Regions from separate parts of the Homo sapiens genome. Here region 1 is linked to region 2. Evidence: chromatin loops called from intact Hi-C (ENCODE). Cell type or tissue: IMR-90. All regions are shown on one strand. Each heading gives the region's core, and the rest is flanking DNA. Links, peaks and the distances in the headings are about the cores only. Region 1 overlaps DENND1A (DENN domain containing 1A). Region 2 overlaps RABGAP1 (RAB GTPase activating protein 1).

Region 1 (16,326 bases), core at 4,053-12,052, 300 kb after region 2:
GGCCTCCTTCCAGCTTCATGGACCTGGAGATGTGCCCTTTCATCCTTCCTGCTTCCCAGGCCAGTAGATCCGTTTACACTTTTGGGTCGACAGTCAGCTTTTCCTTTTGGTTTTGGCGGGTCCCAGAGGCATGGGTGTCCAGTCCAATGTGGGGAGCCACGTGACAACGTGGGGGACTGGGACATGGGACTGGGAAGTCAGCAGACGCTGGGATAGAGAGGGCCCTGAACACCAGGCTCAGGGGCTTGCTTGGTCCTTATCCTGTAGGAGGTGGGACCACCTTTCCCTGAACTTTCTCTACAACCCTTGGGAGCGTGGGGAGGAGGCGGCTGGTTCCAGGGTCAGTTTACTAAGTTAGAGATTTGGAAAACCTGTGTCAGCTGTAACTCCTAGGATATTTTATGTGGAACCTAACATGCAGATGAAAGCTGGCTGTCCCCTGTCCTCTTCCTGGCTCCTGTGGGTTCGGGTGCCTGTTTTTTGTTTTTTTTTTTTTTTTTTTTTTTTTTTGAGATGGAGTCTAGTTCTGTCACCCAGGCTGGAGTGCAGTGGCGAGATCTCGGCTCACTGCAACCTCCGCCTCCCAGGTTCAAGCAATTCCCTGCCTCAGCCTCTGGAGTAGCTGGGATTACAGGTGCCTGCTTTTAGTAGAGACGGGGCTTCACCATCTTGGCCAGGCTGGTCTTGAACTCCTGACCGACCTCGTGATCCACCTGCCCCGGCCTCCCAAAATGTTGGGATTATAGGTGTGGGATGACAGGTGTGAGCCACCGCGCCCGGCCCGCGTGCCTGTCGTTTTCAGCCTGTCAGTCAGTCAGTCCTGCAAGTGGGGGCATGGTCAGATGATGGGCGAGTCGGAGGGGGTGGGTGGTGTGACTGGGCATGTTCCACGCTCACTATGGGGTGGTCGATTGGTCTGCATTCCCCCGCCCGCCTCCCCGCAAACACCAGCGTCCAACAGAGGCAGAGTCCCAGGCTCTGTTCTTGCTAATGAGAGACCTGTGGGGGCGACTTGCCAGGTGTCCCCTTGAACTCTTTCCTGGCTCCTGGGTGCCCTCAACGTCGTTGGAGGCCTGCAGTCTGCCCCATGGCCCCCGCAGGGCTGAGCAGGCCTGTTGCCAGCCCAACCCCGTGCCTGGTCTGTGAGGGGCAGAGCATGAGCTGGCTTAGAGCCCTGAGTGGGCACCGGCTTGGGAGGGTGCGGGGAGTTGACTCCTTCCCTAACTGCTCTGCGCCTGGCCCCTGCCTCTACAGGAGCAGGTGGTGAGGATGGCTCCGGGCCCGTGTGGGGCCTCCCCGACCCAAAAGCTTCAAGGACACGGGGATGCCAGCCTCTTCCCCAAGATGATTTTATTGAATGCACACAAAGTTCATCCTTGGGTTTGCAAAAAGTCCCACAAGTGAAGAGGCAGCAGTGCTCATGTGAACATGGAGCGCTCACCCCAGCCCCTCAGCACAGCCAGGGGGCCTTGGGGTACACACCCTCCTTCCCTGGGGCCGCCAGCACCTCCTCTGCCCTATCCCGGATGGGGCCTGGGGGTCTGCCCAGGGTGCGAAACTGGAATCTATGCTGAAACACCTAAGTGCCCAGGAGGTGCCCCCATGGCCCAGGAGTGACACGGCTCCCCCAGCAGCCAGAGCCCATTCCTGAGCCAGACAGGTCACGGTTGACCCAGGAAGAGCCATGTGCCAGGATGGCCGCCAAGCCTCACTGAGCATGTGCAGCAGTGGCAGCCTCTCAGACATAGAGGGGGCTCCCTGGGTGACATCTCCAGAGACCCCCTTGTCCCCCAGACACCCCTGGGTAGACTGTGTCTGACCCTTCACAAATAGGAAATGAGAGCTCGGGTCGAAATGCTCACAATTTCCTGCGTGTCTCAGATGGTTGTTTTCTTAAATGGTCGGGCCATACTTTAACTTGGTTTATGGAAATGAATCCATTTCAAGATTCATCAAATCAATAAGGTAAAAAGGAAAAAGAAAGATAATAAACATTCAATCTAACTTTGGTGACGTTGGCCTCAGGAATTTCTGTGCTGGCCTGGAGCTCTGGGCAGGTGGGGAGGGACTGGCTTCTAGCCCTCCTCCTGCTTCCCCGAGGCAGAGACCAAGTTTGTCCTTTCTACCTGGCCCTGGAGAAGGGGCTCAGGGCCACTGCCTCGTTCCAACCCAGGAAGGCCAGCTGCCTTCCACATCAGTCTGAGGCATTCAGCTTGACCTTTTTGGGTTGAAATCTGGGTTGCAGCTTCTCAGCTTTGCCCACAAAGCTCCAGATGACAAGAGGCTGAGCCCCAGCTTTGACAGTGAGGGGAGTACCTGGAGGTATCAGCGTGCCAGAGCTGGATGAGGGCTGGGGGCTCCTCCCAAAATACTCAGATGGGGGTTTCCATTTTCCTTCTATAAATCAAAGTTGCTGGTGCTCGCAGCCCCCGTGCAGGGTGGCTGGGGCTGTGTATCACAAGGCAGCCCAAGACCCCCTGGTCCCCAGATCCTCCCAGGTCAGAATCAACTGAAGTTTTGGGGTGAAGACACAGGAAAGAACGTGTGTGTATATTGCTAGAAACAGTCTGGAAGTGCCCCACCAGGTAAATCCTCCAGCCCAGGAGGAGTCCTAACTTCAACCCCAAGCTACCTGTGTCTCGTGCAGATGAGCTCAAACTGGAGGGTAACCCTGTCACCTGTGTCCGAGGAGGTGGGCGTGCAGGGCCTGGCTGTGGAGGAGACAGGAGAGCTGGGCTCGGAGGGGAGGCCTTCGGAGCCTCTTGGGACACTTCCGGGGGAAGGTGGGTAGGACTCGGTCTGGAGCAATATCATTGGCCCAGCTGACCTCTTTAGTGCAAAACCCAATCAAGGGTGCCGAGGAGAGGCAACCGCGGGGTGGGATGGGCACTCAGGAACTGGGTTGATTCCCAGGCTGGAACTGGTGCCATTCCCCAGGGCCAGACATCAGAGATGGGCAGTGTGGAGGGGAGGAGGGGGCAGCAGAGAGGGGTCCCATCCCTTCCCACCAGCAGAACCTGGGCAGAGAGAGAGTGGCGGGGGAGCCTCGGAACCGCAGCAGTGGACGGACCCTCGGGCCTCGGTGCATCCCCCACCCTCAGGGCCCGGCTCACTCGAAGGTCTCCCACTGCTTCCTGAGCTGCTCCACCGAGTCTGGGGCCGGGGCCAGGGCCGGACTCGGGCTCACGTCTTGCTTGGTTTTCTGTAACAAATCCTCAAAGGGGTCTCTGGCCTGTTGAGGAGCAGAGGGCTGCAGTGTTGGCTCCAGGCCTTGAGGGGGCCTGGGAGGCAGAAGCGGGGGGTCTCCAGGCCTCAGGGCCAGCCCCTGCTTGGTCTCAGCAGCCCTGGCACTTGAGCGGGCCAGGGGCAACGTTCGGATCCTCGACGGGGCAACTGCTGGGGGACCCAGCGGCTGTAGGGGGCTCGTGTGGGTGCCCATGGGCATCTGGCCAAAGAGGTTGGGCATGGAGAGGGCGGAGAGGTTGGGCTGAGACCTGTGAGGGGCACAGAAGCCAGCACTGGACAGCAGGAGGCCGGACGCAAAAGCCGGCCCCAGGGAAGCTGGAGGGGCCCCGAAAGGCCCGGCTGGTGTGGAGACCAGGGGCAGGGTGGGTGGGGCTGCTGGCATGGATGGGACAAAGGGGTTGAGTGGTGGCTGTGGGAATGGGGTGGGTGTCCCTGCAGGGGGGAAGCTGAATTGGGGGGTGAATGGGGTGGCTACATTCGGGGTGGCGGGGCGTGACGGGAGGGTGCTGCCTGACCAGGCTGTGCTGAGCGGGTCCAGGAGGGCGAGCAGGGCGTCACTGCTCGTGCCTGCAGCCCCGGGGCCAGGGCTGAGCGGCTGGAGCAGTTCAGTGGGGCCTTGGGGGACAACACCAGGCAGGAGCCCTGGACTCAGGGCAGCTCGCCTGTCCCGATCCGTCTGCAGCCGCTCTGAGACGTCACCAAGTGCGGCGCCGGCAGCCTGGAGCTTGGCCGGGCGGGGAATGGGCGGTGGAGGCACGATGCCCAGCTCTGGGGTCTTCCTGCCTTGGGGCCGGGGGATGGTGATGCTGCCCAGAGTAGGGGTGGGCACCTCCTCCTTGTCACTGGGGTTCAGGATGCTGTCCCGGTTCTGGGGCCTTCGAGGCAGGGCCAGGGAGTTTCCGAGCAGGGCTGAGGGCTTCTCAGGGGAGGCAGCTGGGGGCTTGCTGGGGATGGCCATGTCGTCCTGGCCCAGGCTCCAGAGCTTGTTGTACGGGTGGGTAAGCTTCAAGGCCACTGTCACCCCGCGGCTCCTCTCACTCCCGCCCAGATCCAGCCTCTGTTGGGAGGGAAGGAGGGCGGCAGTGACCACGGGCTGAGTTGGGACATATGTGTGCCCATTCCCACACCACTTCTGTGTGCTGAATGTGTGCTGGGCCTAGTTGTGTGGCTGATCAGCTCCTCGGACTTGGAACAGCTGAGGGCTCCCCCAGGTTACCAGCAGAGGACCCACGTGTGCTGGGACTCCAAGCCTGTGCTCCGGGAACTCAAGACAAAGCTCTCGTCCCTTTATGCCAGTGGCGGTTGCCAAGGAGTTTTAGGAAAGTGACTCCAGCTACCGGCTGGCCCTTTTTACTTTTTAGATCGCAGGCACCCGCAATCACCTGTAAGCCCGGGGGCGCGAGTGAGACTCAGGGCCTGGTAGGAGGCACCTTGGCTGGGGAGGAAGGAGGAGGCCAAGTTGGAGTCCTGGCTCTGCCACTTGCAAGCCACACGGCCCGGGTGCCAGTCCCTTTCTCCTGGCCCAGGTCCTCGTTCCCAGCAGGGAACACTCATGAATGACTGGAGCTCTGTGAACCCCACGGTGTGACCCAGTGATGCAAAGTCAGAAGACCCCACTTGCAAGTGAGGAAACTGAGGCACCGAGCGGGGATGTGATGGATTAGACGTCACAGTGGGAATTACACACTGATTTGCATTCATAATGCAGAGCCAAGAACTTGCATCCACAGGCTCTGCCAAGGAGCCCTGGCAGGGATGGACGCAATCCCGGTTCCAGCAGGGGCTGCAGCCCTGCCTGGGGGTGCGAGGAGAGTGGCTGGCAGCACCCGCCCCCCCGTCTGATGCACACACAGAGTGGGGCAAGTTTCCATCGGGCTCTAGCATCTTCTCCTACCGTCACTGTTAGGGTGGTGTGGGCCCCGGCACCCTGGGAGGTGTTTACAGTCACACTGACCCTGAGCATTGGCTGAGGGTCTTGGAAAGTCACTGTTTCTCCCTTAGTCTCTTCCACTGTCACATGGGGATCCCACCTCGTGTGCGGACAGTGCCGGCCCCCGGCCGATACCCTCCCTTGCCCATGCCATACCTGATAGTCAAAGGTCCCTGGCTGCTCCCTCAGGTCTTTGGGGGCACGAAGGTCCTCTAAGCTCTTGGCCTGGCCCAGTGGCTGCAGTGCGGCCTCCATGTCCAGGTTGCTGAAGACGTCTTCCAGAAGGTCGATGCTGGCAGCCCGGTCAGGGGGAGCTGGGACAGGGCCTGTGGACTTCCGCACTTGCTGCTCTGGACTCTCTGCCTCGTCGCCTTCCGCGCTGTCTGACTCCCTGAGTGTCCGATACGGCTGCGGCCTGTCGGGGACAGAGCAGGCTGCACTCTCCCACCCAGGCCTTCAGGGGAGGAGCAAGCGGACTCCAGCCCAAGCACATTGAGGGCTTGAGGGGTGCACGCAGGGGCCTGCGGGACAGGAGAGTGTCCCGGGGTCTCCGTGAGGGCAGGAGTCTGGGAGGCTGCGAGGGTGCAAGCTGGGCATGCCGATGGGCCTGGGGCTGTGAACCAGGGCAACTCGCTTTGGCTCTCACTTGCACTCAGGGGACCCATTTAGTGCCCCCCAAACTACAGGTCCTTTCATAAAACTGGCTACTGGGCTTGTGAGCCATTCAGACAAGGTGTGAGGAACAGACAGGACTGGAAGGGGGCTCACAGGCCAGCAGTCATGCTCCTCTTGCTCCCGCCCTGCTCTGCTGTTTGTTTGGTGGCCTAGGCACAGCCACAGTCAGGTTCTGTGAACAGCCCATGGGGAACTGGGCTGGGGAAGCTCTCCAGGGGAGCTGTCTGGGCCTAAGCTTGCCCTGCTAACCTTGGTTCCACCTCTGGTCATGCTATTTCTTGCTGTGGGACCTTTGGCAGGTCACTTAACTCTCTGAGCCTCAGGTGCTCAGGTGGTGGTGGTGGTTACATGAGCAAATGCGGTGCCCGGCACACAGCAGACACGCACGGGTTGGTTACAGCATCCATCGCCCACCAGTGAGCACGGCTGTCACACAGGCTCTTCTGCTAGCAGCTTTCTGTACTTTTACACATTCAAAACCTTGCAGTCATTGGCTGGGCACGGTGGCTCACGCCTGTAATCCCAGCACTTTGGGAGGCCGAGGCGGGCGGATCACTTGAGTTCAGGAGTTCGAGACCAGCCTGACCAACATGGTGAAACCCTGTCTCTATTAAAAACACAAAAATTTGCGGGGTGTGGTGGTGCGTGCCTGTAGTCTCAGCTACTCGGGTGGCTGAGGCATGGGAATTGCTTGAACCTGGGAGGTGGAGGTTGCAGTGAGCCAAGATCACAACACTGCACTCCAGCCTAGGCGACAGAGCGAGACCCTGTCTCAAAACAAAAAAGCAAAAAACAAAACAAAACAAAAAAACAAACAAAAAACCCCACACCACTACTTTGCAGCTGATCCAAGTATAGTTAACAAAGGGTTCCACTTGCCTTCCCTTCCCATGGACCTGAGTCCCAGGGCACCACTGGGTAGATGGAGAGGCAGCGCCTGGGTCAACCCTTACCTCTAGTGGAGCCCCAGTGGGAAGTGCATCTAGCCTTTTTTATATTTTTATTTTTCAGACGGAGTTTCACTCTTGTCTCCCAGGCTGGAGTGCAATGGCGCAGTCTCGGCTCACTGCAACCTCTGCCTCCCAGGTTCAAGCAATTCTCTTGCCTTAGCCTCCTGAGTAGCTGGAATTACAGGCTCCTGCCTTTTGCCTGGCTAATTTTTTGTATTTTTAGTAGAGACGGGGTTTCACTATGTTGGCCAGGCTGGTCTCGAACTCCTGACCTCGTGATCTGCCCGCCTCAGCCTCCCAAAGTGCTGAGATTACAGGTGTGAGCCATTGCGCCTGGCCACATCTCACCTCTTCTAACCCCAAGTCTGGGGCTGGTGGTGGCCCTACGTCAGGCGGAGATGGTGCCCGTGGCACTGGTAAAGTGGGGGAAGGGCACCACCTGGCGGTCAAGGGTAGGATCACAGTGAAGGCACCAGGGTGGGGGACATGGGAGGGCTCATCAAACAGTCCCAGTGATGGGCAGGGACTCCATCATGTACTCTCTCGCTGAAGCAATGCAAGCAGGCCAGGAAGTCGGACTTACACCCCCACCTTATGGATGAGGAATGAAGCTCAGAGATGTTAAATAACTCACCTATGTCACACAGCACCCGCAAGAGGTGGAAATGGAAGCCAAGCTTGAGAGGCTTCAAACGTCCCTCACTCACCCTGACCAAGGAATTAGAGACCCTTTAATAAAGATGAGCACAATGAAAGGGTTAAAGTCAGTCAGTGTGCTTCTGGAACTTCAGGAAATAGTGTTCTTTTGAGCCCATTTTGAGTTAGGATGGGCTAGTTTCTTTTCAAACACACACACAAAGGCCTGTACTGACTTCTAAGGTCATGGGCTAAGGAAGCGAGCCCTCGCCGTTATTTAAATAATTAAGGCGCCAGTTAGTTCAGAGACGATATGATGGAGCTGGGCCTTGGACATGACCTGGTGGACTCCTGGCTGGGAGCAGGGTGCCTTTTCCCAAAAGGTGTTTTAAATTGACACATAGATGAACATTTCTTATGCTAAAGGTTCTCTTTTTGTTCTAATTAGCAACAGAAATAATAACTAATACATTACGCCTATGACATCATAGATATTATTGCTTAGGAGAAGGCTAATTTTAAAATCTTTTGAAAAAAAATCGAAACAAAGATTTGACATACAGCAAAAGTGACGTGTGATGCTTGGATGACACCAGCTTAGGCCACTACTTTCTTTTCTTTCTTTTTTTTTTTTTTTTTAAAGGCAGAGTCTCGTTCTGTCACCCAGGTTGGAGTACAGCAGTGTGATCTCGGCTCACTGCAACCTCCGCCTCCCGGGTTCAAGTGATTCTCGTGCCTCAGCCTCCTGAGTAGCTGGGATTACAGGTGTGAGCCACCATGCCCAGCTAATTTTTGTAGTTTTTAAGTAATGATGGGGTTTCACCATGTTGGCCAGGCTGGTCTCGAACTCCTGGCTTCAAGTGATCCGCCCGCTTTGGCCTCCCAAAGTGCTGGGATTACAGGTGTGAGCCACTGCGCTTGGCAAGGCCACTACTTTCTAAGTGAGGACACTGGGAGGGGAGTGACTTGTCTGGGTCCCCAGTGACCTGCTGGCAGGAAAGGATCAGGACCCTCTGACCCTGTGGGGTCAATGACAGAGGGCCAAGCAGCCTGGGGTTTATAAGGTCCCCAGAGGAACCCACAGGCCATCCCAGGGGGAGGGACCTGATGCTGGGGTTTGGGAACAGGGAGAGGGTGCAGGGGACATGAGGGAGAGGGAGGGAAAGGCATCTCTCTTCTGTGCAATGACCAAAACGATTAACGTGCCCCCTGGAAGGTTGCTGTGGGCACCACGGGCATCCCGCAAAGGGCAGTTTCCATTCCCTTAAAGGCTCCCATTAAAAACACATAACCGTGTTAACAAGGGCAGACAGACAAAAGCTGTCTCTCTGCTCAATGCCAGCTCTGAAACACTTGTGGGTGGAGGGGCAAGAACGGGTAAAGGAAGGAGGGCGACAGCAGCTTAATCTTAGGGGTGGCTGGATGGTGGGTGAAACTTTTAAAAATCGCTACTTGTAATTGGTATGAGGCTTAGGCTATAAATAATAATGATTAAATTATCTTTAAAAAGTCAGGCAGATCAGAACACTTGGATAGGCTGGCATTTAATATACACATTTCATATGAGGAACGTTTTCTTTTTTAACTTAAACTCTGATTCCCATCTCCATGGCTTTCCAAGATGTGCTGAGATAAAGAAGGACTTGGAGATCAACAACCAGGCTAATTGTAGTCACCAGTTCCACTAGCAATCAAGCACATTTCATCTCTAAGGGGACCAATGCTCGCGTATCACCCTGTCACCTCTCTATTGTCACAGCCTCTGTGGAGCTGGCAAAACGGATGCCCTGAGAGGTGGCACGCAGAGGTGGTGTCCACCCTGCATGTTGGCACTGGGGCACCGGCAGGCAGCAGCTCCAGACACCCTCCCCCCGACACAAAGGCAAGCAGCACCAGCCCCCCGCTTTCGCCATGCAGCCCCGCAGAGTCACCAAGCCGAGCTCAGGGAAATGGAAGAAGGAAGGAGAGACCATTCAAAGGGAGCGGAGAAGAAAAAGCTCTCGGTGAAGCCAGAGCTCGGGCCCTCTTCCCGCTGGCATTCATCATCAGAGGAGTCTTCGGAGAGGAAGACCGCATAGTGTCGCAAGGGCTTTACCAGGCTGGGGCAGAGGAAGACAAAAGAGAAGAGAACAGGCAGTTAGGGGCGCCCTCAGAACTTCACGTGCAGGCGGGAAGCAGGCCTCTGGGCTCCACGCCTGGCCCTGCCTCTGTGTGCCAGCCTGGGGTGGGGGCTCTCAGGAGAGGAAGCTCGTTCCAGATAGAAAAGAAACTAAATTTGCCACGTGTCCAGAGCCTTAAACTCATGATCCATCACATAGGACCTAGTAATTCCACTTCCATTTGGTTAACCCTCAAAGTTGGCAAAGAATCACACTGGAAGATTGTCATCACTGCTGTTTATAATATTAAAACATGGAACAACCTACACTGTCAGCAACAACTAGCTGGTGCAGTGGCTGAATCTTGTCCTCCCATGAAACGTAATGTTTATGAAGACAAATTTAAAGATCAGGATGCAGAACTGCAATCACACCACATTCGCTGTCATCTGCTTATGGAAAAATTCATAGAAAAAAGACTGGAAAGGTTCATGGCTAAACGTCAATAACAGCCAGTGGAATCATGGGTGATTTCTTTCCCCTCTGCTGCTTTTTATTTTTCTGTGTCTTATACATTTTCTACAATGAGCATATCTATTCCAATAAGCAGGAAGAAATAAAAAATAAAAAAGTTCAAGAAAAAAGTGAGCCGTGCGGAAGAGCTCTCGCGAGAAGGCCCTTTTCTGATTAGCGGCTGCTCTCTGGAGCTTCCCTCAGATGCCTCTTCAGAGAGTCTTTTTCATCTGTGATGTGGAAATTAAATATTCATTGTTATAAAAAATGCATCTCCCTTGTCAGCCACCTGTGAGCTCTACCTCTATAAACACCAACACATACACAGCCTGGAGAAACTCCACGCCCGGCTCCCATGAATTATATACTGACCAGGGCCCACCAGAGGCCATGTGCTCAGCAGGGGCGAGCTGGACCAGGCAGATCTGGGTTCAAATCCCGGCCCTTGTGCTGGGGAGTAGGTGTCTCTGTGCACCCCACCAAGAGGCACTTTGAGCCTGCTTGGTGTGAGCAGACCCGGGGTGTTCCACACCCCTGCCCCATTCTGTGGGCTGGCTTGCTCTGAGGCGAGTGAAGTCTGGGGAGAATGTGGGGCACGGGGGCTGGCATGGGCTACCTCCTCTCCCCTCACCCCCCAGCCCCCAGCTAAAGCCGTCTCCCTTCTCTGCTCTGTATGCTAGAATTCTTTTGAGGGTTTATTTCAGGAAAGGGCAACGTGTCCAAAAAAAGGACATGAGAACCACAGCTGGAGGGTGAGTGAGAGACAGTGGCTGCGCAGGGGGACGGGGCAGGTGGCCTGTGCCTGCACTTTGCTGCAATCCGCCAGGGCTGGTGCCCATCCCAGCACTTGCACATCAGAACGCTCACTTCCTCCCAGAGGCTGGCCAGGCAAAGAGTTTTGTCCTCGAACTGCAGTGGAGGTTGAGGCTCAGGAGGGGAAGCCAGTAGCCCAGGGTTACACAACAGGAGGCAGCGAGTCCCAGTGCTGGGCTTTTCTCTGCTCCCAGGCTGCCTTGCTGGCTGTCGGGGCAAGACACAACTCAGCCCTTCCTGGACTCGAGGGGGCTCTGGTCCAGGGGGCATTTTCCCGCCTCAGTGGACAGGTCAGGAAGACCTGACTTGCAGGAATCTCGGGGCCAGGGCACCACCTGGCTCCTGCCACTTCCACAGCAAAGAAGACAGAGCAGAAAGGCTACCCTCCATACAGCCACCAGAGTCTCTTTCAATCACAAACCCACACTTGTCACTCTCCTGCTAAAACCTATAAATCTGCCATTCTGAATTGTGATCTTGCTGCAGTTGGTGGTATGGTGAGTAAATAAATCTGTGGAGCAAAGGGTTAGGAATAATAATGTTCAGACATTTGCAGGGACTTGTTTCAAAGTGAGGGGGAGCCCACTCTCACTCTGCAGCACTGACTGCTCTCCTGAGCAGGTGAGGGGCAGAGGGTGCGCAGGCCGTGGGCTTCTGCTGCACTCTGGGGAGCTCGTGGGATGCACTGCTGAGCGGCCGTGCCGAGCTCCGAGCAGGGCAGTCTCCATGCTGTGTGTTGGCTCTACCTACCTCTGTGGCCCTCTCCTGGCCTCCCCTGCGGCCATGCTTACCGTCTTTGACCACACTGGGCCCTGGATATTCCCCCTCCCTGTCACCTTTGCTTGGAGCACTGACTGCTCTGCCGTCTTGAAGACTCAGCTCAGCGGGACTTCTACGAAGCCCACTGGAGGCTAGGAGAGCTCCCTGGCTGTGCCTCTTCGCACTTCATAGATACCATTTAACCTCTTGTCACTCTGTTTCTGAGTCAAGTTCCTCAAGGGCAGGGCCTGCCTTGTTCTTCTCTTTCTCCCCAGCTGGGGTACAGCATGAATGCTGTGGAAGTTTGCGAATGAATGAAAGCCAGCCTGCTGGGGGAACCCCCACTTTACCATCTTCCTGGAGCTGCACCACACTGTCCCCTTTCCCCAGACTGTGGCTGTGGTACAAAAGTGCTCCCCCTCTGGGCTCCCATCTGTTCTGAGATGCTAAGATGTGAAGAATGGGACGATGTTTGAAGGTGAGGGTGTCAGGTAGGTAGGGGCAGGCAGAAAGTGTTTAAAATGATATCAACAAGCAGGTACCGTGCTTTATAGAGGCCACTTCTACCCCTCACAAGAGCCTAACAAGAAGGTGTCGCAATACTGATTTTCTAGAGGGTGAGGGCTTCATGAGTCCACCCATCCATCTGTCCATCTGTGCACCCAACCAAGAGGCGCTTTGAGCCTACTTGGTGTGAGCAGACCCAGGCTAGCTGTGCACTGGGGCATCACTGGTGAAGAGGTGACCACGTGGCCAAGAAGTGGAGAACAGGGACTGCAGCCCGGATGGTCCACCCCCAGGGGCCTCACCCTCTCCTGTGAGCGGGGCTCGGAGTAGATGCACACGAGGGGACACCAGCCCCGGCTCGGGCCAAATGGAGGGAGGCTCTCCAGTCGCCCTCACGTCCACCTTGGTTGCCTTTCCGACACCTATCCAAGCACGGGCCCCCACCTCTGGCTCTGACAAGAGAGCACAGATCACAGCTTGACACGTTGGTGCAACGCCACTGAACCTGCCAGGAATTTCCGGCTTCACCCAGGAGCGAGGAACCTCTGCGCTGGGCTGTGCCCTGGCTTTGCTAAATCCAACTGCCGCAGTTCAGGCCACTGTCACAATCCAGCGCTGCCCACACTGCTGTGATGGTGGAGGGGGCTGGGGGCTTCCACACTGGTGTGACTGTGGTGGGCGGGGGAAGAGAGGGAACCGCAGTTTCCAGTTCAGGAGCCACTTTCCTTCTCCAGTTGGATGTACTGGCTGAGCCAGGCTGGTTGGGCAGTGATTTCCACAGGAGGCCTAGCTGTCTCCAGAATACACCACCTGTCTCTTGAAAGTGGCAGGGTACATCCAGGTGAGAAGTTTGTCATCTGATGTGGTCAGATCAGAGCTTTGTCGAGTCCAGGCCACATGGATGGCGATACTTACAAGCCTTGGGCGAAATGCTGTCCATACAATTTCTCATGAATTCTTTACTGCAACCCCATTTTGCAGACAAAGTAGCCAAGGCTCAGAGAGGGGGAGTCACTTGCCCAGGGTCACACAGCAGCTAAAGGTAGAGCTAGGAACTGAATGTGGATTTGCCAACTTTCAACCACTACGGGATCTTGCCTCTTCAGTTTTCTGGGTCAGAAACAACGAAATAAGAGATAGGGTGTTTCCTCTTTTACTTTTAATGAAAGGTGAGGTTTCAAAATAAACTTACTTAAATTCAGCTGCCCATGTTCTCCCATGAAACATACAGTCAGATATTTGTCAGAGATAAAGGATGAACCATCGAAAACGTCCAGGCTTAAACTTTTTATTAGCTTAAGGCAGAATATGAAAAAAAAAAAAAAAAAAAGCACCTTTTCCCTCATTAACCCAATTCAGCTACTCCCCTGCGGTCTGCCACCCACCACTTGCCTGGATTTTATTACACACAAAGAGCTGTCTGTGAAAAGGCAGGTTGCGGCAAACTTGGCTGCCCAGCGAGGGCTGCCAGAGTCTTGGTGCAGAAGAAAGGCTGGCCGTCCGTCATGGATCAGACCCCATCATCCCCCACGGCTGCTCCCGCCTCTGCCCACCTTGTCTCCGCGTGGAGTTCCCATGCAGATGACTTCCCGAACCCCTTCTAATGTTTGGTTTAACGTGTCGCCGGTTAGCGCGCGCGTGTGACAGTGGTGACAGGCGAGGCTGTTCCTTTTTAAATACCATGTCAGAGACACGGCGTCAGGAAGCAGGGACGTGCTCCATGCTCTCTGCCGCGCCGGGATCGCACCGGCTTATTTTTTAATGAGGAAGATCTGCATCTCGGGAGTTTTTTTCATGTGTCACATCGCGTGGACAAATCAGCAGCACGTCACGCTGGCCCAAAATGAAATGCTGACAAATGTAGATATTTCAAATTTAATTGACATTTAAATGTACTTGAGATAAAGACGGGGAAAAATCAGCCAGGACTTGGTCTCCGGAGGTGGTGAAGGGGAGCTGGTGATCATTTTTGAAAGGATCACTTCACTCAGGCACAAAGGATCCTCGCTTTGTAAATGTCTTGGCTACGCTGTGTCCCTCTGTCACGTGGCTCCAGTGGGCAGGTGCTGACGAGCAGGGACAGCCCCCAGGGTGAGGCTAGGTCCTGCCTGTCCGGTGGGTGCCAGTCTGTCTAACCATCCACTACCCTCCCCTTCCTAGTCAGGCTACCTTGGAAAAGTCACTTCATCTCCCTGAACCTAACTTTCTTGTTTAATTTTCTATTTCCATAGGTTTTTGGGGAACAGGTGGTATTCGGATACATGAGTAATTTCTTCAGCTGTGATTTGTGAGATTTTGGTGCACCCATCGCCCGAGCAGTGTACACTGAACCCAATTTGTAATCTTTTATCCCTCACCCCCTTCCTACCCTTTCCCTGCCGAGGCCCCAGAGTCCCTTATGTCATTCTTACGCCTTTGCATCCTCAAAGCTTAGTTCCCACTTATGAGTGAGAACATATGATGTTTGGTTTTCCATTCCTGAGTTACTTCACTGAGAATAAGAGTCTCCAATCCCATCCAGGTTGCTGTGGATGCCATTAATTCATTCCTTTTTATGACTGAGTAGTATTCCATCATAGATATACCACAGTTTCTTTATCCACTTGCTGATTGATGGGCCTTTGGGCTGGTTCCACATCTTTGCAACCTTATTTTCTTATCTGTAAAATGGAGATTCTGTAGCCCTCCTGAGAGTCTTATGGGAAAACTTAAATGCACGTATTCGTAAAGGGCTTTGCATGGTGCTGAGCACACAGTGACTAATCCACTACTGTCCACATGCCACATTCACCTGCCAACAAGTAGATTCTGGGCATCTGTATCCTGTGCAGGGTCTTTCCTAGGTGTTCAAGGATGAGTAAGGCAGTCCCTGCCTTCCCAGAACTTTCCAGGCATGGTTAGTGGTCCTCAGCTGAATGTATGTCAGCACATCAGAATCATCTGGGAACCCCCGTCTCCTGCCAGAGATTCCACAGCAAAGGAATCTCTGAAGTTCCAGCTACTCAAGAGGCTGAGGTGGGAGGATTGCTTCAGCCCAGGAGTTCCAGGCCAGCCTGGGCAACACAGCTAGACCGCATCTTAAAAAAATAAAAAAAAAAAAAAGAAGGTGGCTCTGAACCAAGACTGCAGGGTCTCTGGGGGTACACAGTGGCACACGCCCCATAGAAGAAACTCTGGAATTAGACTGGAGCTGTTCTCTGTGCGACCCAGGATAAGGGCTAGGACTGTTCTCAGGGAGGAAGCAATGGAGACAGAGGAAGCTACTGTACATAGGAACCTGTAAACTCAGTTGCAGGTGAATATCTACTTAAAAGCAACGACGATAAGAATTCTTGTTGCCACAAGTCACGATCACCAGCATGCTCTGCCTGTTCTGCCTGTCCAGTGAACTGGTTTAGGGGAGGTGGGAGAGATGGGTGAGTGTGAGATACCAGGTCCTTCCCGCCCCACTGGGGACTTGCTTTGCCGGAGGACAATGGTGGGGGCGTGCCTGGCTCAAGGGCTCTTGGACAAGGCTCCATTTGGGAGGTGATGTGGGAGCCAGACTTTTTTTTTTTTTGAGACGGAGTCTCACTCTGTTGCCCAGGCTGGAGTGCAGTGGCACAATCTCGGCTCACTGCAACCTCCGCCTCATGTGTTCAAGCGATTCTCCTGCCTCAGCCTCCAGAGTAGCTGGGACTATAGGCATGTGCTACCATGCCTGGCTATTTTTTTTATTTTTTATTTTAGTAGAGATGGGGTTTCACCATGTTGCCTAGGCTGGTCTTGAACTCCTAAACTTAGGCAATCCATCCGCCTCGGCCTCCCAAAGCGCCTGGCCAGAGCTGGACTTTTAATCCTGAGCATGGGAGAGGATCATAATGACCTGGAGGCATCTCCGAGAGGGGCAGGCACAGGGAACTCCATGTCCGGGTGGGGAGTTCAAGAGAAGAGGCTGGAGGTTGGCAGGGACCAGGTCGTGGAGGGCCTGGAGCCAGCGCAAGGATGAGAGGTGACGTGCAAGTCTGGGGGTGGTGCAAGGCCTTGGGGTGGCTGCAGTCAAGCAGGAAGCATGCCTGGCTGCCCATCCCCCTCTCTTGGGTTATGCCCTTGGCTTCTTCAGCCTTTATTCGGGCATTTATTTGATTACTTCTCAGTCTGTAGGTTCACTCCTTCCTTCTTTCAACAAAAATCATGAATGCCAATTTCACACATCCAT
Region 2 (16,326 bases), core at 3,771-11,770:
TCTTTTCACTGCAAAATTCCCTCTCTACATGGTCTTCCATATCATCGACCTGCTTTTATGTGAGGTATGTATCAGAGGCCACAGCACTTTGGCTTTTGTTTGCAGTGTACTTGAGGAGAACAGATTCTGTTTTGAGTGTCAGCTCTGTCAAAACAGAATTGGTCTCTTTAATTATTTTATTTTATTGCTAGGAAATCTAGGTTTAAGTGACTTCCTTGGACTAAAGCTAATGATCGTATTTGTTAAAGGTGTACTCTGAAAAGACGTACTGAATTAGACATTTGTATTAGTTCATATTAGTTTTGGCTGTATTGAATGAAGAAACCCAAAGTAACAGTGATTTTAAAAAATAGCTTTTTGCTCTCTTGTGAAAAAAAGTCAATGTTGGCAGTAGCGTGCCTTCCCCTCACTCTGGCTGTTAGCCGTATGGAGGAGTAGCACACCAGCCATTATATCATATTCAAGCCAGGAGGATTAGAGGATGGGAGAGGGTGCCTCCTCTGTTTTCAAAAGAGACTTCCTGGAAGTTCCATCCAGTATTTCCACTTTATGGTCAGAACTTAGTTACATGACCACACCTAGCTGCAAGGGAGACTTTTTAAAAAATAAGCTGAGCAGGAATTTGCTAAAAATTAGAGATTTATTACTAAAGAGAAAATAAGATATTAGAGTAAATAACAGTCTTTGCCATGACGTAATTTTGGATTTTGTGTGGTGTGTTTAAGAAAAACATAATTATAAAAATAATATATGTTTATAGAAAATATAAGTAAAAATAATTTAAAATACTACAAATCCCACTGTCTATAGGTTACCTCCTTTAACAGTTTGGTTAAAAGCAGTATCCTTTCAGCCTTTTTTATGTGTTCATATATGTGTATGTATAATTACTATACAGAATAGTATGGTTTCCATATGGATGGAACACTATATATATTATGGTTCTCCTATGTGTATATTTAAAAATATGATTGTTATTTATACTCTTTGGTATCCTCTTTTTAAATTTCATATACTTGAACATACACATCTGTACTATCCTTTTTAATTATGCTATATTCAAAACATACAAAAATTCATAAAGAATTTGTATCTACCACTCAGCTTGAAATATTCTAAGAAACAGAAGAAATAAATATTACCAAATATGCCGTTTTTCTTAGTTGCTGCCAAGTATCCCATTATTTGGATGTGCTATACTTTATGTAACCAATTTCTAATCACAAACCTTTAAATTGTTTCTAGCTTTTTAGTAGTATAAACAACCATCTGTTAAGTAGCTACTAAAGGCCAGGTGGCATGCTAAGTAATTTACATAAACTTTTCAGCTAATTATCTCAGAAAACCCATAGGAGAGTATTAGTTATGGAAACTGAGGCCCAGCAGCTTAAGCAGTTTAACTTGATCAACAGATGTTAGTGCTTCCTCTCCTTTGTTCTTAGCCCCAGGATTTGCAGAATGGAGGGAGCCTTGAGCAGATTCAGTTCTGGAATATAGGGCTTATCGACAGAGTGGTTGCTGTGCATGGATTGGGACAGCACAAGATAAAGGAAAAGTTCCCCAGGAGTTATTTCCTGAGAGATCACAACTTTATGACTGATCTTTTGGTTTGGAAGCATGGAATGCTTTGGAAAAGCATTTCTTATTATTGAATATGAGAACAGGGCAAGAAAAGCTCTTCTCTCAGAAAAAGGGGAAGCTAGGTCTTTAAGCAGCTTTTCAATGGCCCTTTAGTTTTTATTTTTCAAGGTAGTTCTGAGATAATGCATTTCCTTCCTTAAGTTTTCACAATTTCTTTAAAAATGTGGGGTATAAGGACAAATAGCATAATAGTCGAGATATAAAAACTGACAGTGTTCTTTTTGTCTGTTCTCTTTCAGGGAATAAGTGTTATTTTTAATGTCGCCCTTGGATTATTAAAGGTACTCATTTATTTATTAGCTGAGTTATCTGTCATTCCCTGCTCTGCACTTGCAATACATTGGTTGTAGTCTCATTCTGAGCAGTCACTGTGCACTAGCATTACCCATGACAGTGGATGTATGCAGGTGGCTCTGACAAAAGCGAAGAAATATCTTCTGGGGATTATAAAAGTGCTGGAAATCTAGCATTACCCCTAACAGTGGATGTATGCAGGTGGCTCTGACAAAAGCTAAGAAGTATCTTCTGGGGATTGTAAAAGTGCTGAAAAGTGCTGAGAATATAAAAAACTTCTTGTGCATCCTTATAGCAACACATTTTTTCTATATGTGTTTGTATTTTCTTCAAGACTTCGAAAGATGACCTGCTGTTGACAGACTTTGAAGGTGCCTTGAAGTTCTTTAGGGTTCAGCTTCCTAAGAGATACCGCTCAGAAGAAAATGCAAAAAAACTAATGGAATTAGCCTGCAACATGAAGGTAAAATAATTTTGCATTAGTTAAGATTCTGTTTTTCACTTAGTGTCTCACTATTCCTGATCATTTATAATACATAATTATTTATGTATTATATTTATAACATTTATAATACATATTAGTGTTAACATTTATAATATATAAATAATATTAATGATGTTTTCTTCTGTATTATATAACTCTTAACCTTTTTTTCCCCAAAATACTTTCCTATATATTATAATCCTACGAATGAAATCTCGTTGTCCCCCCAACCGCCAAACTATAGAAGAGTATTAATATCCCTGTTTTGAGACAAATCAAAACAAAAAGAGGTTGTAGTTCCCTAGTTGTACACCTGGTTAGTGGCAGAATTCAGGTTTCAGGTTTCATGATTTCTTCTACTGTGCTGGTTTTTTGTTTTTGTTTTTTTTTTTTTCTTTTTTTTGAGACAAGGCTAGAGTGCAGTGGCACAATCATAGCTCATTGCAGCCTGGACCTCCCAGGCTCAAGCGGTCCTCTCACCTCAGCCTCCTGAGTAGCTGGGACTACAGGTATGTGCCACTACACCCAGCTAATTTTTAACTTTTTTTTGTAGATTTGGGTTCTCACTATGTTGCCAAGGCTAGTCTCAAACTCCTAGGCTCAAGTGATCCTCCCACATTGGCCTCCTAAAGTGCTGGAATTACAGGAGTGAGCCACCACGCCTGGCCTTAACTTTCAACATTTGTTCTGGTCAGAAGTTCCCTAAAACAAAGCTAATAATACATGAAGAAAACTCAGTTTTATCACTTCAAGTGGCATTTGTGATTCGCACAATTTTTTTAAAAGTAAAAAGGTATAGGATCTTCTTGTGTTCATGTTATCATAACATTGTATTGTATTGTATTGTATTGTATTGTATTGTATTGTATTGTATTGTATTGTATTGTATTGTATTGTATTGTATTGTATTTATTTTCTGTGGGGCTTTTTTTGAGACAGGGTCTCACTCTTGTTACCCAGGCTGGAGTGCAGTGGTGCAGTCACAGCTCACTGTAGCCTCAACCTCCCTGGACTCACTTATTTAGGGCTCAGTTTCTGCTTTTGTAAAATAATATTTTACTTCTCATTCTGGTTATGTGTCAGACTGAGCTAACTCAGATTACCCTTCTTTTAACACATAGAGAGGCTAAATAAAATATACCCCAAGAAATGTTTAAATGCCTGGAAGAACTTGAAATAGAAATGCACAGGTATTTAAAACAAAGTAGCTCAACTAGTGTGTGTAAACTGATATAACACATCTCAGGGGAGTATGGAACTATGTGTAGCTATTAGGGGTTTAATGCTCACACAGACATAGTGGATATGATTTTGGGCCTTTAGGAGGCAGCTGAAAAAGTGAGGCCTTTGCATAAAGTTAAGACCTCTGAATGGCTCCCCTATCTGTTAAAGGAGGAATACAAAAACTACCTATTAGCCTGAGAAACAGTAGAAATCATAATATAAAATGAATAGTGGATTAGAAAAAAAAAAGGAAATAGAACTTCTGGTAATTAAAATAATCATCAGAGTTTACATTCTATTTAAAATGTTACATACTTCATAGGTATTACGGCTAACAGTTAATGATAGTTTACCATGTGCTTGGTACTATGGTTAAGTGCTTTTATATGTGGGGATTAGCGACGATATCGTATGTACAGTGTTTAACATAGTGCCTGGTAGTTAGTAAGGGTCCAAGAAATGATGGCTACGACTATAATTATTTCCTCCCTGATCGTTAAGTAGATAACAAACATTTTACAGTAATATTTTCAAAGAAAATAGGTTTGCACAAAGCATAGATAGAACCAAGTGAGTTCTGAGATTCTTTGAGTCACTCTTCCCACCTCAGCCTGGTTCAGCACACAAGAGGATGCTGCCTCTTTTTTGTTCATGATTTCTTTGCCTCCAAAATCCCCTTTCTCAGTGTCCCCATCTCAATTAGGGGTACCTGGTTGCTCAGGCCAAAAACCTTGCTGTCCTCTTGACTCCTCTCTTTCTCACACTCCACATCTATGCTCGTCGTCAGAATATATCCTGACTCTGATCACCGCCACCTTCATTATTAACATCCTAATCTAACCATCATCATCCTTTCCTGTTTCCACAGTGGCTCCCTCCCTGGCTCTTCTCTATCGCATGTCTCCTTTGCTGAAAACTCACGTTTCCACCATCCAGAGGCATCCTGCATTCAATTTTGCTCCTTTTCTTTCCAAATGTTTTTTATGCATTCTTAAATAATTGAGTTCATACAGTCAGTATCATTTTTCTTCCTGTTTCATGCAATTATACGGATTTTCCTCACTGAGATATTGTGTGTAAATAATCAGTTGTAAATGGTTATATAATTCCTCTGCTTGAATTTGCCTCACTGTGCTACAGTTTATTTAACTGTGCCCCCTTGTTTGTTTCTTTTTTAAATTTGTTTGCTTTTGTTGTTGTTGTTTGTTTTTTTGTTTTTTTGTTTTGTTTTGTTTTTTTTTTTTTTTTTTGAGACAGGGTCTCGCTTTGTCACCCAGGCCGGAGTGCAGTGGCGCAATCTCAGCTCACTGCAACCTCCGCCTCCCGGGTTCAAGTAATTCTCCTGTTTCAACCTCCCAAGTAACTGAGATTACAGGTGCACCACCATGCCCAGCCACTTTTTTGTATTTTTGGTAGAGACAGCGTTTCGCCATGTTGGCCAGGCTGGTCTCAACTTCCTGACCTCAAGTGGTCCACCCCCCTCAGCCTCCCAGAGTGCTGGGATTACAGGTGTGAGCCACCACACCCGGCCCGCCACTCTTGTTTAAATTTTTGTTGTTGTGATGTGAACGGTTTTATACATAAAGATTCATTGGATTTTAGAGTTTTTCCTTAAACTCTGATTCTTTCTCCTACTACGTTTCCCCCTTCTCCTTCCAATTCAGACACGCTGGCCTCCTTGCTGTTCTCAGACCTTTGCACTGGTCAGTCTCTCTGCTTGTAATGTTCTCCTGAATGTCTGCATGGCTTCACTGTCCCCTCATCCAGTCTTCGGCTCATATATCCACAGCTTCTCAAATTGCAGTATCTAAAGTAGCAGCTCCCCCAACCTTTATGCCATTACGTCCTTATCCTATCTTATTTTTCCCTACTGGAATGGAGGCTGTGCAGCAGAAGAGACAATCTCTTTGGCTTACTGCTGAATCCACAGTACCAGGAACAGGATCTCGCTTATAAATATCGATTGAATAAGTGAATGAATAAATACACTGTTGAGTGTCTACCATGTGTTTTACAAAGAAGAGTTAACATGGATTTGGGCAAAGCTTAATAGTTTCCAGCCAGAAGTTTTACCTTTTGGATTCCCATTAGCTTGAAACACTTTAATAATATATGGATCCTTTATTTCCATATATGGAAAGGTGGGGAAAGTCCAGATAGGAGGTATCTAATGTCTTTTTTTTTCTTGCCTATGCCTTCAATGAGTTAAGTCTGACAAGGCTGCCTTCAGTGTGTCTGCACAGCACATATATTTTGTGCTTAGATATATAATTCCTTCTAGACCTGGAGAACTTTGCATGTTTGGGGTACACTTTGGATGTTTCCCCCTATTTGCACATGATTTCAGGTGAGATAGTAGTTTTTCTTGAAATCGGCTCATAGCCTGAAAAGAGTACAGATTCACCAGAACATAAGAGAATGGGATTTTTCTGCCAGAAGGTGAGCTATGGTATGTACAGTTTAGTTAGTGATGATTTGTTGTCTTCTGGCAGCTATACTTAATACCAAAAAATTTTAAGAGAGATACACACAATAGTTGAACCTGTTATGGGCAAAGTGATAATTCAGTGGTAACTTGCCAGTTCAAAATTAGGAAGTCATTGGCAAGTGCATCCTGAGCCCTGCATTCTGTGGCTTGCGTGAGGTATGAGTACACATGAGGATCTGTGGTTTGAGTCCATTAGACCTCGAAAGGGCGGTTCATGATATGTGGTTCCAAAAGCTTGTTTGGAAACAAGCTTTTGAACTTTTTCATGTGGAATTTACAAAGGTAACTTTTGCTCTGCAACTCACTGAAATCTCTTTCCATTATTTTTTAAATGTTTGTAAATTGTGGCTTGGTTTACTCAGTTGTACAGTTGACCTTTGAACAACATGGTATGAACCGCATGGGTCCACTTATACGTGGATTTTTTTCAATAAAAGTTATACCAACTATGCCTCCTGTCTCCCCTTCTACCTCTGCCTCCTCCACTTCTGCCTCTGCTACCTTTGAGACAGAAAGACCAACCCCTCTTCCTCCTCCTCCTCAGCCTACCCATCATGAGGACAACCAGGATGAAGACCTTTATGATGATCCACTTCCACTTAGTGAATAGTAAATATATTTTCTCTTCCTTACGATTTTCTTAATATTTTCTCTAGCTTGTTATATTGTAGGAATTCAGTACATAATACCTATAATGTACAAAATATGTATTAATTGACTTTATGTTTTCATTATGGCTTCTGGTAAATAGTAAGCCATTAGTAAGTAAATTCTGGGGGAGTCAGAAGTTACACGTGGATTTTCAGGTGCGCAGGGCGTCAGTGCCCCTAACTCGTGTTGTTCAAGGGTTAACTGTACTTCCTGATAATCAAGGTGAGAATTGGAAATATTTTGCCTCACATGCCAGTCTAGGAAAAAGATAGCTACTTTTGTTGTCATTGTTGTGATATTTGGTCTTTTGAGAAGGGTCTTGCTCTGTCACCCTGGCTGGAATGTAGTGGCACAGTCATGGCTCACTGCAGCCTCAACCTCCCAGACTCAAACGATCCTCCCATGTCAGCCTCTCAAGTAGCTGCGAGTACAGGCATGCACCACCATTTCCTGGCTAATTTTTTTTTTTTATTTTGTGTAGAGACAAGGTCTCTTTGTGTTGCCCAGGCTGGTCTCGAACTCCTGGACTCAAGTGATCAACCCACCTCTCCCTCCCAAAGTGCTGGGATTACAGGTGTGCGCCACTGCGCCGACCATTGTTGTGTTTTAATATTATGATATTGTTGTAATTTGTAGTATTGATATAGTTCTTAAAAGCATCTTATTTCTTCCTCACAATACCCTGTGAGATACAATAGGGCACATCAAGTGACTTACCCAAGTCATACCAGCTGTATAGTGACAGACCACCCTAGTAGAACTGAGGCCTCTGACTCTTATGTTCCCAATGCTTTCCAACGCATTCCACTGTCTCTTACCATTGCAAAGGTTCAAGAATTAAATTTGGTGTGGCAGTATCTGAAATGGCCACAAGATGGGTGTGTTGCTCAAAAATGTCTATCTTCTTCTCGGTGCCCTTGGAAATTTTTTTTTTTTTCTTTATAAATCTTTGTCTGTCTCAGTCCTTACTTGCCTCTCTACTTTTGTCTTTTTCAGGCCTTTTACTTCTCCTATTCTCCCTCTTTCTCCTTAAAGTGAACTTATTATGGAACTGAAATGTTTTACTTATTTCTTGAGGAGTTTAGATCCCCTGCTCCTAAACTAAAATTTAACAGTGTACCTTAGAACTCATTTAGCTATCCATTGAACTTCTCCCGCTTTATGGGTCAGTGACCTGAGATAGAAAAATTGTTCCACTTCTGATAGAGGATCTAAAAGGAATTCCATTCTAAATAGATTATTCTAGAAGATCATTTATGGACCTGGGAGCCCCACAGCCCTTTCATACAACTGCACCTTGCATAGTCTTTAGAGGGGAATATTGAAAGGTCTTTTAGATTTTTGATTCAAGAAATATGCAAGGGAAGCTCTTTCTTCATGTCTGTATAGGCATTTTTGAGAACAAGTGAGACATATGAGGCTAGTTTAGAAGACCCAAGAATCATGCTCTAAGAGATGGCCCAGTGAGTTTCCTAGATCAGACCTGAGGACTTGGCCATTTTGCCATAGAATCCTGCTTAAGGTGAAATGGAATTGCTGAACCATTGCTTCATTAGAACGTGTCATTTTAAACACAACGTGATGTGCCAGACTTCAAACTACTTGTAAGAAAAGATACTAGTACAAAAACCAAATAGCAGTGTCTCCAAATTAATATAATTCTTAACCATTTGCTATTTGGAGAAACAGAAAACTCTTCAGCATTTTCCCTTGGGGGATATTTTTATTCCAGAGCTTAAAAACAACACTAGTTTGAACTTCATTCTCTGTTCAAATTGTTTGTGTAGTTAGTATGTATTAGATTTAAGCTCTCTGAGGGCAGCGACTTCATCCGTCTTGTTTGTTGATGGATTCGCAGAATCATACACAGTGCTCTCATACAGTGAAATAATCCTCACAGTGACCATATGAGGGCCTTTTAGGGATGTGCATACTGAGACATAGAGAATTGATGTAAACTCTCAAAGGATATAAAGTTAGTAACTAATGGAGTTGGGATTAGATCCCAAGAGTTTCAGACTCTGAAGTCAATTCTTATGGGCATTCTGCTTTACTGTAAATGATGGATTGAATGAATGGGACAGGAGCCATTTGTGTGTTATCCCTTTTTAGTGATGTTAGTAATGTAATCTCAATCTCTGTGTCAGAGTTGAAACTTATTCTCTATACACTACACAAAGTTCAGCTTTCTTTATAACTAGACCAGACTGTAGTTTTATTTCTTTGCTTGTTCCTACCTTTTAGAATCAGATTTTATGAGGAAACTTCTGAATGGATGCTCTCTCTGTAATGAACCCTAAATTTTGCCAGTTGTTGCAAGGGTAGCAGTGGGCACTGCCTTCTTTTAATAAGCTGGTCTCCCTTAGTCCTTATCTGTTTGGGTTCTCTGCTACTAATTTGCTTCTTCCATTTTAGAAAAACACTCTGGTGGTAGAACCAGAATACCTAATTGTACTTAGTGATCTTTGAAGGAGTTTGAGTATTAACTGTTTGAACAAATTAAATAAAAAGGCTCAGAAATTAAATAGAATGTTTATTTCCATTGGTGAAGAATGCAGACCTTCGAGACCCACAGACCTTGGCTTTTATCCTGGCTCCGCCTCTGCTGTGTGACCCCAGGGTAGGTTAACATCGCAGGGTTGTGACAGAATAAGATGATGCCTTTAAAGTGGCTGCTGCTTGCATCCCTCAAATACGAGTGTTCTTCTGGCCTGCCCTGTTTTGACCTTTGCCCAGGCATCCAGAGTACTTTCCTTAAGTCAGTTCAAGTCAACAAACGCTTGTAGATTTTCTTATGTGTTCAGCACTGAGCAGGCCACAGAGATAAATAAGAAACAGGAATCACCCCAAACTTGCATTCTTATGCTGGCATTGCCACTTAACACTGGGTCCTTAACTTTGGACAAGTCACCTATCTATGATACGGTATGATGTGAGCCATCTGTGATATGATAAGTATCACCTGTGATATGATCTATGATAGAGTAAAATGAGGGAGATAATCCCTGCTCTACTCATCTCAATAAGTTGTTTTGAGAAGTAAATAAAATAGTAGATATGTAGGCATCTTGTTATCCTGAAAGTCCTGAGTAAATCTCAGGTTCTTTTTATCAGTAACTAAAAATCAGTCCCTGTCCTGAGCATTAAACAGGAAGATAGACTTGTGTCAGATTTCTTTATTTAGCTTTCTGATAGTCCTACCACATGAAGCAATGAAGACTTTGGAGTCAGGATCTCCTTAATGTACCAGACTCTTTCTTACCCCCCACTGTCTACCCACTCACCCAACAACATGCTTCTCTCTCGCCATGCAGAGCTACTAATGTTCAACCTCCCACTTCACTGGATTCCCTATGACTCCAGCTCAGCAGAGATTCTGATTTTGGCAACACTTTTTTAAGCCAAACTTTGAAAGCAGCTCCACTTCCAGAGGGTAGCCTGTTTCATGCTTTTCTGTGTTAAATTGACTTTGTTTAAAATGGCTCTTTGTTTGCAGCACATGTTCAGAGTTGTAGCTGTGTCTCTTGATTCAGGACGGGATGCCAGGTAATAACGACAAATAGTAGCTAAAATTTATTGAAAATACTTCACTGTGTGCTAGGAACTTTTCTGAGGACTTTATATATATTTGATGTTTTTTGATCTTCATAACAGTAGTCTTCATAAGGACTGTTAACGATTTTTACAGATGAGGAAATAGAGGCTTAAGATTAGGCAGCTTGCCCTTGGTCACACAGTAAGTCATTGGCAGAGCCAGGACTCCAGCCTTGGTCTGTTCCACCTGCACAGCCCGAGCTCTTAGTGGGCAGGTTGTACCACGTCGCGCCTGCCCAGGTGAGCAGCCACTCTCACTCTTTCTCCATGTGTGTTGCCCTTGCCGTCCCTGTCTGTTCCAGGGGCTGATCAGAGACCAGCTTCCCCAAGGCAAGTGGCATAGATTTTAAGAAAGCACATTATCTAGTTCCTGTGACAGATTAATGACAAGTGAGTGACCAAAGGAGAGATGTTTTGGACTGAATTTGTGCTTCTATCAAAATAACAAACTGGCATGTATCAAGTCTTCCTTCTCTCTAATTTAAGGTTTCTTAACCTGGGACAATGGACAGGCCTCAGGGGGCCCATGAGCCCTCTGAAATGGTATGTAGAATGTTTTGATTGTGAAGGGAGAGGGGAAGTTGGCTTCTGTGCATTCTTTATTGGAGAGGAACCATGGCTCTCAGGAGACTTTCAAAGTAGTGCTATTTCTAACGGTGTTAAGAACCCCTGTGCTAATACAGTGGGGTATAAGGTTGGTTTTACCAACAAACCCAATCTTATGCTAAGTATTTGTTAGGCTTCTTTTCCCCCAACAAAGTATATTTAAACAGAACAAGGATTGAATTTCAAATTTAATTTTCTTTGAGGGCAAAAATACCTCTGTTTGAAGCTGTGATTTCCAAAGCCTTCTGATAGGAATCAGTGAACAGCGGGTATGATTCAGAGCTCTGAGTCTAAATCCATAGCTTCCCTTGCTTCCCGAATTCAATTAAAAGTTAAAAGTAAGAGAAAAAAATGAGTCTTGGACTTCTAAGTCTCTGTTCATTAAGTGTTTTCATTCTTATTGTGTGAAACGCGTTAGGAATTTCACAATGAATAGGACTTCCTGCCCTCATGGAGTTTGTACGTTGGCACCTATATATATCTTTGTATTGCTAATGCCACTGCACATAGTAGTGCTTAACTATTGGTTAAATAAATGTCCCTGCTGCATCTTTATTAAGGTAAAAAGGAAGCCTTTGGCTTTGATTTGTTTAACATCCTATTTTTATGAGTCCCAACTACTTTCCAAGCATTGAGCACTGGAGATACAATAGTAAGCATAACAGATATGGCCTGTCTCCTGGTGGGAAGACAGACAATTAAGTAGAAACCTAAGTAATCGTGAGCTTGGATTGGTGCCATGGATGAATTGACTTGATGCTATGAGAATAGTTACATAACTGAAAGAACTGGCCTGACAGGACGAGAGTATGAGGGAAGGGTTTGCTAAAGAAGGGGTGTTGGAACTGCAATCCCAGAGGTGAATAGGAGTGAGCCAGGTATGAGGTTGTCCAGGCAGAAGGAGCATGCTTGCATTGCATGTCCACTTTGGTTGCCATTTCCATTCAGAAGAAAAGTCAATGCAAGGAAAAGAGAGTCCTTTCTCAGTAATTCAGCAAGCATTTCTGGGTACTCGCTATACATGAACAGGGGACAACAATGAGTGAGAGACAGTTCTGGCCTGGAGAAGACATTCATAATGTCATAGGCAGGCTGGGAGGTGCTGGCCTCTCCCAGATATGGCCTCAAAAGGAGGCTTAAAATGCCCCTGCTGCTGCTGGCACCTTCTGGTTCCCCATTCGGGTTTCAGGCATCAGCCTTTATCTTGGAATTGGTGCCTCAGAGGCAGCCTAAACTAGTTGGGTTTGGTATGCAGCCACCCATGCTGCAAAAGTCAGCATCAGCCGTGAACCCATGAGAAGCTATGGTGTTTTTATTGATTTTGTGTTTGTGGTGAGTGTTTAAGGGAGAAAGGGAGGGTGGGAGGGAGAAAGAGAGAGACTGAGAAGAGGTGAGGGTGAAGACTGGGAAAAGACTGAGCTGGTGAAGAAGTCAGGACTCTGGACCAGCAAAGTCTGTGAAGACAGCAGAGCTTTGTGTACACCCGTTCCTGAGAGGTGACCCCTGAGGACTGATTCGGAAGTAAATGAAGACCATCAGCTAGAGAAACAAGCAGAGCTCTTAGAGAAACCCTGTATAATTATGAAAATGATACTTAAACAGCATTCTGTTTTTCCTAATTATAAAAATAATTCATACTCAATGCAGAATACTTGGAAGACATGGGAAAAATGAAAAGAAACACCCATATCCTATCATGAGAATGTAAGAAGCAAATGAGATGTTGGTCCGTGTAAAAGTTCTATTATTTACCAGGTACTTATCACACACCAACTCTTGTTATATATGATACTGAGGGAGAATCAACCCTATTACTATGAGGGTGAGGCAGCTATAATAAGGGTTAATGAAATATAGAAGACATTGTTTTGTAATTAGCCTATTACAACATATATCTATGGGGAAAAATGTTAATTCTTCCTTACCCCAGCAAAAGAATGAAAAGTTGAAGAAACTTGAAGATTTGTGAAAATGTTTTACAGGATTTGGTGTCAATTTGTTTTTTTTTAATAAAGTGCCATGGGAGCCTCATAACCACTGCCCTTCCTCTCATTTATTCAGAATGCAAAAGCACTGGGATGAAGTGTTTGCTGTTCGCAGCCGCATTTATTTTCTGTTCCACTACTATTGATCTGTTAGGATTGTCTATACACTTACTGATTGCATAGACATTTTACTTAGGTGCTTTCTTTGTGAGTCACTTAGGTACACAATAAAAGTTTACCCTAGCATTGGGCCTAAACTGCAGAAGATCTCAGCTTAAAGATGTCCTGCTCCAGTTTGTGGCCTCACCCCAGGTGTTGAGTGAGCATCTTTCTGTAGAGGTCAGCTGGAGCAGAATGCTGTCTTCCTGGCTGTCTAACCTTGGGCAGCAGCCAGACTCCAGGAATAGAGCTCTGATTGAGGCAGACCTGCAAACAGCCTGACTAGGGGAGGTGTCCACAGTCAATGGGAGAGGAACACACTCTCCCACTGAGAGCGTCTGGAGACACTGACACCAACACGCAGCAAATGTGGGCCTATCCTGTTCCCTTTCTAGGTCTTATTTCTTCATCTGTAAAATAAGAAAGTTAGAGTGGAGTAGATCTGAGAGTCCTAGTTACCTGGACCTGGGGACTAACAGGCAGATTTCCACGTCAGCACTTTAGTGCTGATTACTGAAGTTTCAGGAAGGGATTACCATTAGTTTCATATTCTTTTTTTTTTTTTAATTATTTAGATGGGGTCTCTCTCTTGTCACCCAGATTGGGACACAGTGGTGCAGTCTTGGCTTGGCTCACTCCATTCTCAACCTCCTTGGCTCAAGGGATCCTCCCACCTCAGCCTCCAGAGTAGCTGGGACTACAGGCACATGCCACCATACCTGGCCAATTTTTATATTTTTTTGTAGAGAGAGTCTTGCTGTGTTGCCCAGGCTGGTTTCAAACTCCTGGCCTCAAGTGATCCTTCTGCCTTGGCCTCCCAAAGTGCTGAGATTACAGGTGTGAGCCACTGCACCCAGCCATAATCAGTCCTTAAATTGCACACATCTGTTTTTTTTTTAATCACTTTTCTATTATATCTCATAACTTTTGAACATGTAATTTAAAACAATGCCAATGCCATAGGGAATGGCTAGCTGTTCAGAGGAAGGAAAGATAGTCACCCAGCCTGGGCAACATAGCAAAACTCCATCCCTACAAAAAATAAAAATCAGCCAGGTGTGGTGTCGTGTGCCTGTAGTCCCAGCTCCTTGGGAGGCTGGGGCGGGAGGATCAACTTGCCACAGGATGTCAAGGCTGCAGTGAGCTGAGATCACACTACTGCACTCCAGCTTGGGTGATAGAGATCCTGTCTCAAAGAGGAAAAAAAAGCCAGTTGCATCTTGAAGGTATGTTGCCCTTGGTTATAGTTTAGCTTGAAGAAGGAGACAGAGCCAACCAGTAAAGAGGGGGAAAGCCTGTTACCTAGAAGGAAAGCCAAGAGAATAAAGGGAGAAAAGATTTTCTAGAAGAAAGCAGAGAAGATTGGTCATGTTAAAGCATGAAAGTCAGGGAGTTTTGAAGTTTAGTTGGGGAGATGTAAGACCACTGGACAGAGGAAAAAGACACCACTGGTGACCTTCAAGAGGGTTCTTTCATAGAGTAGTCAGAGCAGAGGCCTGACTTACATTAAGGAGGGGCAGGTCTTGAAGCAATGGAGGTGAAGATATAGGCCTGTGGTTTGCAATGGTGGGTAAGAAAAGGCTTGAGAGAAAGAGAACAATAATCTGATGGGGTGAGAGGGCATCTAAGCAGAGTAGTCAGCACAGCTGTGTTTTTAAGGGTAGAGATAACTGTCTGTTTGAAAGCAGCACAGAAGAAGGTAGGAGAGAGGAAAGGGAGGGGATAGAGAGGTGCTAGGATAGTGAGGACTTTGGATGGAGTCCAACTGCCAGGGCTCAAATCCCAGATCTCCCAGTCCCTTATTGTGTGACTTTGGTCAAGTTACATAACCAACCTCCTTATACCTCAGTTAACTTGCCTATAAGATGAGGATGAGAATAGCACACCTCGTAGAGGTGCTGTGAGGTCACAGATTTAAAGGATTTAGCAGCAGCACTGGTATATGCTAAATAAAATGGTGGCATTATTATTAGGGACAAATAGGACCCAGAACTTGTAGGAGGAGCCGTCTGTAGGGTGTTCATTCTAATACTGTCAGTTAAAGCCTTAGGACCCAAACATCTCCAACAGAACTCTAAACGCATTGAGAATTTGGGGTCCTGGGCTTATACCCTACTCTGATGATTTCCCTCCAAAAAAATAGGAAATACCACATCCATAATGACTGAGATTGCCCAGGCCACCAGAAGTCTTGGTCTTCAGTGCAGGCACTGAAGCACCCACTACTTTCTAATACTTCTTAATTTACCCTATGATTTATCCTACAGATTAGTCAGAAGAAGTTGAAAAAATACGAGAAAGAATATCACACCATGAGGGAACAGCAGGCCCAGCAAGAAGACCCCATCGAGCGATTTGAGGTTTGTTTGCTTATGGCCTACGTGTGAGGAGCTCCCATGCTTTCATTTCATATGATTGCGCCTGTAACTAGCTTTATTGAGTCCTTTTTAAAATTCAATTCCTCTGTAGGTTCAGGTTTGAGTTTGCAAATTAGCAAGCAAGATCTGTTTTTGCTTCAAACCAGCTGCCTGGTTTGTTACAGTTCAGTGGCTTTTCGTCACAGTTAACAAATAGTAGGTGCTTGACAAAGTCACTTGAATCAGTTAAGTATTTCTTTATGGAGCTAGAAAATAAGAAATTGTTGATTTGGAAACACATCAGGTCCAGCCATTTCTCTTATTGTTTCCATAGGACTTAGAAATTTATTTTGAGGTTTAGCCCTGAGAAATTTTCATTTCCATCTGATTTTTATGTGTCTGTAACTGGTTTCTTTCTACCCTTCAGCGGGAGAATAGGCGTCTACAAGAAGCTAACATGAGGTTGGAACAGGAAAACGATGACTTAGCCCATGAGCTGGTGACCAGCAAGATTGCACTACGGAAGGACCTGGATAACGTAAGTCCAACGGGTCTGAAGGGAAAGATCTCACTGAGACACTTGACTTTTCCCCTCAAGAGAAATCCTGGAATTTTAGTGATTGTTATTCTAGCCACCTGTAAAGTTTCCCGCTTGTGATACAACTTGCTTGTCAGTGTCACTTCCCTCCTTTCCTTCAGGAATTATCTGTTGTCTCACAAAGCCCTCCTTACCACATTCTTTTCTCATTGTGCACATAATCCTTGAGCTTCTTTCCCAAACATCATTTGATTAAGAGACCTTGTGGTTAATTCTTACATTACTATAATTGGCAGGAGCATTTA

Evidence for each region. Peaks named below come from ENCODE experiments on the same cell type or tissue, not always from the same donor. Only the 100,000 strongest peaks of a DNase experiment are listed, where the experiment ranks them.
Region 1: it touches region 2 in a loop (14-fold over the local background); 2 of 110 quality-filtered maps call a loop at or near these places.

What each region holds. Positions count from the first base shown.
Region 1 is chr9:123,378,323-123,394,648 of GRCh38, forward strand. DENND1A (DENN domain containing 1A) reads right to left here. Exons shown (of 24, transcript NM_001352964.2): 22 at 9,408-9,536; 23 at 5,333-5,591; 24 at 1,336-4,303. The coding sequence ends at 3,110. It overlaps CRB2 (crumbs cell polarity complex component 2), which reads left to right. Exons shown (of 13, transcript NM_173689.7): 13 at 1-431. Among named protein-coding and RNA genes, the nearest start is that of MIR601, 16 kb to the right of the region's middle. RefSeq lists enhancers at 614-1,115, 1,116-1,615, 7,329-7,398 and a silencer at 8,752-8,947. In IMR-90, for the core only: a CTCF peak has its summit at 7,238 (motif pointing left); no DNase peak of the experiment used is centred there; H3K27me3 peaks cover 176 bases.
Region 2 is chr9:123,074,365-123,090,690 of GRCh38, forward strand. It overlaps RABGAP1 (RAB GTPase activating protein 1), which reads left to right. Exons shown (of 26, transcript NM_012197.4): 17 at 1-64; 18 at 1,881-1,922; 19 at 2,270-2,398; 20 at 15,394-15,486; 21 at 15,911-16,021. Among named protein-coding and RNA genes, the nearest start is that of MIR600, 29 kb to the right of the region's middle. In IMR-90, for the core only: a CTCF peak has its summit at 7,660 (motif pointing right); no DNase peak of the experiment used is centred there.